Regions from separate parts of the Homo sapiens genome. Here region 1 is linked to region 2. Evidence: chromatin contacts called from ENCODE Hi-C or POLR2A ChIA-PET data. All regions are on one chromosome and are shown on one strand. Each heading gives the region's core, a stretch centred on a gene start or an enhancer-like site at or near the end of the contact. The rest is flanking DNA. Distances are from core to core; before and after follow the strand shown. Region 1 overlaps ETV6 (ETS variant transcription factor 6). Region 2 overlaps ETV6 (ETS variant transcription factor 6).

Region 1 (3,353 bases), core at 258-2,757, 41 kb after region 2:
ATTCTATTGCTCTTGCGTCTGTCACACAGTTGAGGTTTTGGAATGAACTACGTATGCCATCCTTGTTGGACAGTGACAAGTCACTGTAGCCCCCTAGGAGAAGAACAGTATAATCAAGATGTCAGGTTGAGGAATAATCTTTGTGATCAACTGAGTGAAAGGTACAAAGTAAGAAACAATTGAGAGGCATTGCTCTGGGCCCAAAAGTCTAGTAACAGGCAATTAGAGGTTAAAGGATAAGCATTTGATAGTGTTCTAGCTATACTGCAAAATGAATGCTGCATGAAGGCTAACTGAGAAGCTTATCAGTTGGTAGTTGGGAACTAAAGAGGAAGCAGGCACCAAGGAAAGATGGAAAGTTCTACACACCTTTGTTAGTTACACATGGAGGTAAATGCATTGATGATGAATCTGCCATTTTTAGGTTTTCATGTTTAAAAAGTTTCCTGACAATGTGTCTAGCAATGTGCTAGACACTGTAGATAATATACAATAAAATATTAAAGAGGCGGCTCGTCCTCAAGGAACTTTCAAGCATTCATACATTTCTGTTTGATTGTAACATATTTATTATTTTAAAGAACTGGCCAGAGAGTTGCATGTTCTGTGTAGGGATAAATAGCAAGTTTCAGGCCCCTGCATTTATTGGCACTTACGTACATGGTAGTCCTCACACCTTTGCCGGACAGCACCAAAAATCCTGCGGAGCTCAACTCTGTGACCTCACCCTTTGAGCCTGGAAATCAGCATGAACTCATGATCTGACAATCCCGAACAAGCTAAGCATTTCTTAAAAGAAAGCAGTGACTTTTAATAGGTCTCACTGATGGTGTTCCACCGATTAAATCAGTCAAACAGAATTGTCACATTGAAGATTATCTTGGGTTTCTAGAATTCATTCTAGGTTTTAAAGATGCAGACAGATTCTGAGGGTCACAAACGTCAGTTTGCCAAGTATGTTTAGGCTGTAAAGTTATCCATGAAAAGACCGTGTGGTTTGCATGAGATTGATTGTGATCGGATGTAACTACATTGCTTTTTACAGCTCAGTAGAAACCACTTTCAATTGCAAATTGTAGCAGAAGCAGGCGTCTACTTAATTTTGATCTTAAAGAATTTCAAAGAGAATAAATGCACACTAAATAGTGGTGGATTTTGGTAGTATACGCCAACATCACTTTTTATTTAACACATGCAGAAATGTGTACTGGTAGAGAAAATTGGTAGAGTGAATTAAAGTACAGACAGATCCACATTGACTTTAAATGAATACATGCACGGTCAGAAAACGGTAACCCTGGGCAGGAATCTTTAAGTTTTCAGGGCTCATTAGACAGTGAGCAGGTGAGGCTCAAGGCTGAGTTTGCAACTGTGCTGTGAAAACTCAAAAATGAAAGTTTTTTTCATTTCTGAGCCTGTTGAAAAGTGGGTAAGAAGGGAAAGGGCAGTCTCATAATAAAATAATATGTAAAGGCTAACCAAATAACCCACTTTAGTCTTTACTTACTGGCAGGCAGCAACATGTCCTATTTACAGAGGGAGGCTTTACCTAAGTGGTTATATGTAAATGAACCACCTTTTCAATGAAACAGGATGCACCTGTCTAGAGGTGTCTGTTACTAGAGCAATGGATGTTTGATTGGACTGACAAATTTTATTTCCTTTTTGGAAAAAAGAATGTAGGTGGTATCAAATCACCCTTTCTCCTGGTAACAATAGGAATTACTTCTTGAACTTGAGAAACCAGTAGTTGCTTGACCTATGTTTTTTGCATTTAGCATAGTCTTCTAAAGTAGTAGGAGCATACGTTTTTGTCTTTAATTCCCTGCAGACCCCTTCCCCAATGATCATCAGCAATACATCCACCCATAAATCAATGAAATCATAAAAAAGAAACATAAAATTCACTTGAAAAAGAATACCTACAAGGCATTCCTAGAATTCTCAATGTAAGTCATTTTTTGCCAGCAAAGCTAATTGTTCTCAAATATTTGATAACAAGGATGGCATACGTAGTTCATTCCAAAACCTCAACTGTGTGACAGACGCAAGGGCAGTAGAATTGAGCCCCATAAGCTGTTGTTGTCATGTGAGTAACTCCAGCCTTCATGTGAATTTCATATTTTTCTTTACAATTCTAGCCACCTCCACCAATCTACCATCCATTTCCCCCATGGGATACAATAAAAAGAAAAAAGTACCTGACAAGGTATACAGTCTGCCCTTCATATCCGTGAGTTGCACATCCGTGATTCCATCCAGCCACAGATAGAAAATATTCAGAAAAACAAAAAACAAAAAAAAAAAACCCACAAATGCAACAATAAAAAAATACAGACTTTCAGAATAGCATATAACAACTATTTAGATAGCATTTACATTGTATTCGTTACAAGTAATCTAGAGATGATTTAAAATATACAGGAGGATGCACATAGGTTATATGCAAATATACACCATTTTATATAAGGGATTTGAGCATCCTTGGATTTTGGTATCTGGGCGGGGGGTCCTGGAGCCAATCCCTTGTGTATGCAGAGGAATGACTGTACTGGAAAGCAAAGTAAAGCTACACCAAAGAGGGTAATAGCAGGCTATAAAGTACTGAGAGAAACTAAGAGAAGAAAGTGAGGTACCTCTGACAAAGGAGTGCTTGGAAGAGAAAGGATGAATAGAAAAATGGGATTTCAGGGAATTCATTGATGACAGGATGACCTACTTAAAAATGACAAGGGCCATGTGTGGTGGCTCACACCTGTAATCCCAGCACTTTGGGAGGCCAAGGTGGGCAGATCACTTGAGGTCAGGAGTTGGAGACGAGCCTGGCCAACACGGCAAAACCCTATCTCTACAAAAAAATACAAAAATTAGCTGGGTGTGATGGCACGCGCCTGTAGTCCCAGCTTCTTGGGAGGCATGAGGTGGGAGAATGACCTGCGCTCAGGAGGTTAAGGCTGTGGTGAGCCGTGATCGTGCCACTGCACTCCAGCCTGGGTGACACAGGGAGACCCTGTGTCAAAAAAAAAAAAGATAGGAAGTGAGCAAAAGAGAGGTCATAGATAATGGCATGATGAAACAGAGGAAAAAAAGGATAAGAAGGAGGAAGAAAAAATGTACAATAAAACGAGAAGGAAGGATGCAAAATGAATATAGGAAAAACAAGAGAACTGAAGACAAGAGGAAAAAAGGAGATGGTAGAAGGGAGGAATGAAAGTAAGTAAAATAGGAATGAAGTTCAAGATCTATTTAGCCATAGCTAAAGGAACGTATTATCAGCTATTGATTTCCTCTTCTAATAAAGAGGAGAATGATATGGATAGTCCAGAATAATGGATCATTTGCAAAACATTAAT
Region 2 (3,006 bases), core at 220-2,719:
TTTCAGAAAAACAGAATAACTCACTAAAATAAAAATTTAAAGCTACCCCACAGAAAACATCTACCACAACCCAAAACTTCAGGGTTTATATATCCAGATTTTAGTGAACTATATGACTCTCCCTAGTCCCTTGCTCTGTCTCCTGGTAAATACTGTCCCTTTCAGAGCCCTGGCACATACATAGTGTAATAAGATCAGACCCCATCCCCCTACCATTCCAATGCAATCTAATTGCAAAGTGAAAATCCAGGGCCGTCTTAGATCCTCATCTGTCTACGTCTCTCTTGGTCCCCACTGCTTGATACGCAGTCTCAGGTTCAATACCATTCTCTCTTTTTGTGCTTTAGGTCTCTGTATTGTTTCCTTTTCACCACTTTTTTTTTTTTAATGAAGTGATTTTAAATGGAAAATTAAAAACTTAACTGTGAATCTGGCAGTTTCCTGCTAATGCCTCTTTGCTAAGAAGCTTCATAAAATACTGTATCTTATTCACTTCAGCACAGCTGCTGTGGGCTCTCACCACTTAACCATTCACAATATGTCTGAGAGATTAATTTTTGTAAGGCTGTGGTTTGAGATATCTCCCCCTTCCTTGTTTTACTTAAAATCCTCAGTGGGAAAGCGTGCATGGGGAAAAAAAAAACCACCACCACCCTGGATAAAAGGTACTTTGGTAACATACGTGCTTTAGGAACTATAATTTGTCATTTTATTTTCTTGTGCCCTCTTCATTTGAAATGCTGCAGCCTTTCTGCCAGAAGTCTCAAGTTTGTGTATGAGACTGAGGGGGAAACGAGAGTAGGTACCTTGTGCTGAGACTGTCCTGGGACAGTCCCGTGGTGGGTGTGAGCGTCTGTGTGATGCAGGTATGCTTATTTCTTCATGAAAGCCGCAGGTACTGGTTGCCTCTCGCAGGGTTAAAACTCTTGGCGGCTCACAGGAGGTGATGAAGAGCAAGGGCACGGGAGAATGAAGAAGCAGGAGGAAGGTGTGGGCCAGGGTCGGTTTCGGTGGGGTCCCCACTTGCTGGGTGAAAGCTGAACTGTTTATCCACACATCCCAGCAGCAGCAGAAAGCCAAGGGGTGTTTTCAGGACTCAGCTGCCAAAGTTTCTTGAAGCAGCTCTGCTCAAAGGCATATGCTGGGCTCACTTCTGAGGGAAATTTCCTTTTTGGGGAAGTTGAAGCAAAGGAATTTCCTGTGTGGGCAGACAGAGCTTCCTGACTTGAAGGCTTCTTGGAAGGGAAACAGTTTCATAATGAAATGACAAATTAAAGACATACCAGCCGGGTTCACTTCAAAACAGCTATTGAGAGTGCAGGCAAAGCCCTATTATACTCCCTCACAGAACAAAAATAAATCCCATCCTGACAGGTTTCTGTATGCCGGATTATATCCGTCCCCCCACACCTTTCTTCACAGCCTTCTTCATGCTTCCCTTCCTCCCACCCCCGCCATTAGCTGCCACCAGCTCCATCTTGAACAGCTCTCGAGAGCAGCCGGCAGCCAGGCCGGGAGCCTGTTTCTTGCTCCCTTGCTTTGTGGCTTTGCCCATCCCTGACCTGCGTGGAGGCCTTATAGGTTATGTGACAGCCCTATGCTGCCAAGACACAGAAATGACCTCTTTCCTTCCCCTTTTGACATAAAGCAATGATTGAAGACGTCTTCAGCAATGGGGTGGGGGCGGGCAGTCAGGGGAGAATGCAGCCATTTCCTCAGGCCGGCCTTTAAAATCTTGAAGGCAGTAAATGTAAGTGCTATTCCGGTCTTGGGAGCTGGGTCTGAATTCTTTGCTTTGTTGAAGGAAATAGGGCTCTGTGCTGGGTGGACGATATTCTTGTACCTGAACATGTCATTTTCTTCAGTTCCATCAGCCTGCATGTGGTGCTTTGTTTTGTTTCTGAAATTGACATGATGATGCCTTAGGAACTAAATTTTTTTCTTTAATGGAACAGGCTAGGAGAAAGAAGGATGGCGGTATCATTTGGGGCGTGAGAACAGTCATTATTAATTAGGCTTAAGTTAATGAAATAAAAAAGGCACAGGCTTTGAAATCAGTTGTCTAAATTTAAGGGCCAGCTCTAACAATATACAACCAGCAATGTAACCTTGAACAAGTCACTGAACCTCCCAGCCTCAGTTTCCTTATCTCTAAAATGGGTACAGTCATACCTTTTTCACATTGTTGTGAGGAAATTAGATTATGATTTCAGAGGCACTTTGTGAATTCCTATAAGCCTTCATACTTCTTATTAAACCACTATTGGGATCTCTGGAGACTGAAATATAGTATTAGGCTAAGACAGCAGAATTGTAGAATTTGTAGATCAATTTGGCAAATATTTAGTAGAAGTCTTCTATGTGTGCAGCATGGCTCGACTCTGTGGGGGAAAATAAACAAGTGGAAAGTTTCAGGTGGCCGCATGGTATAGCAGAAAGAATATTGGACTTGGGGCCAGGAGGCCAGGGTTCAATCCTGGCTGTCACTCAGTTGCCTGTGACTTGGTATGAACTGTTTAACCTTGATGAGCCTCAGTTGCTCATCTGTAAAACTGGGAGAAATCAAACTCTATGACCTTAATAAACTCTGTCCAACTCTAACATTGTATAATCAGTTTTAAGAGGTTTTTGCCTTTAGCAGCTGTTTATAGGATTTATTCTAAAGAGTAGGGAAGAAATATTCATTGTATAAGAGCTTGTCTGATGAAGAAGATTGCATGAAAAAGCTACACTTTTTTAATAAGTATATCTGATGTAAACAGGAAAAATGGGTGCTTGCCAGATATGTCATCTATAGCAACTTGTTTTGAGGGGGTCTCTGAATGCTGACATGAAAATGACTAGGATCATGGGTTGAACGTGAGTTTGCTCAAGAGAAGGTTCTCTTGGGGCTTTGGTTTACTTCCTCCCAGCTGCTCCAGGGAACACTCAGGATATTTCCAAATGGCTGCTCATTTAAGCCATTCCCGTTATGGTTCTCCTTGTCCAAATTGGCTTCCATGGTAC

The links. A loop is a pair of places that touch in the nucleus more often than their neighbours do. ChIA-PET counts read pairs that join two places held with the same protein, here RNA polymerase II (POLR2A). Pooled maps may share reads with other maps.
Region 1: a loop to region 2 is called in a map of B cell, with 2.5 times the contacts of the local background. The contact joins two enhancer-like sites. A Hi-C loop is called at or near these places in 17 of 168 maps with a recorded cell type or tissue (B cell, CD14-positive monocyte, CD4-positive, alpha-beta memory T cell and 11 more), 13 of 37 single-sample maps with no recorded cell type and 25 of 50 pooled maps. POLR2A ChIA-PET finds 5 or more read pairs at or near these places in 16 of 52 experiments (AG04449, AG04450, B cell and 12 more).

What each region holds. Positions count from the first base shown.
Region 1 is chr12:11,806,149-11,809,501 of GRCh38, forward strand. The region is part of intron 2 of ETV6 (ETS variant transcription factor 6); the gene reads left to right. Among named protein-coding and RNA genes, the nearest start is that of ETV6, 160 kb to the left of the region's middle. Within about 2 kb of position 1,508, at least 2 of the 41 ENCODE cell types and tissues checked have a DNase peak (open chromatin) inside an H3K27ac peak, as active enhancers do; they include B cell and OCI-LY7, where a contact is called at or near this core.
Region 2 is chr12:11,765,087-11,768,092 of GRCh38, forward strand. The region is part of intron 2 of ETV6 (ETS variant transcription factor 6); the gene reads left to right. Among named protein-coding and RNA genes, the nearest start is that of ETV6, 120 kb to the left of the region's middle. RefSeq lists enhancers at 916-995, 1,006-1,085. Within about 2 kb of position 1,470, at least 25 of the 41 ENCODE cell types and tissues checked have a DNase peak (open chromatin) inside an H3K27ac peak, as active enhancers do; they include B cell and OCI-LY7, where a contact is called at or near this core.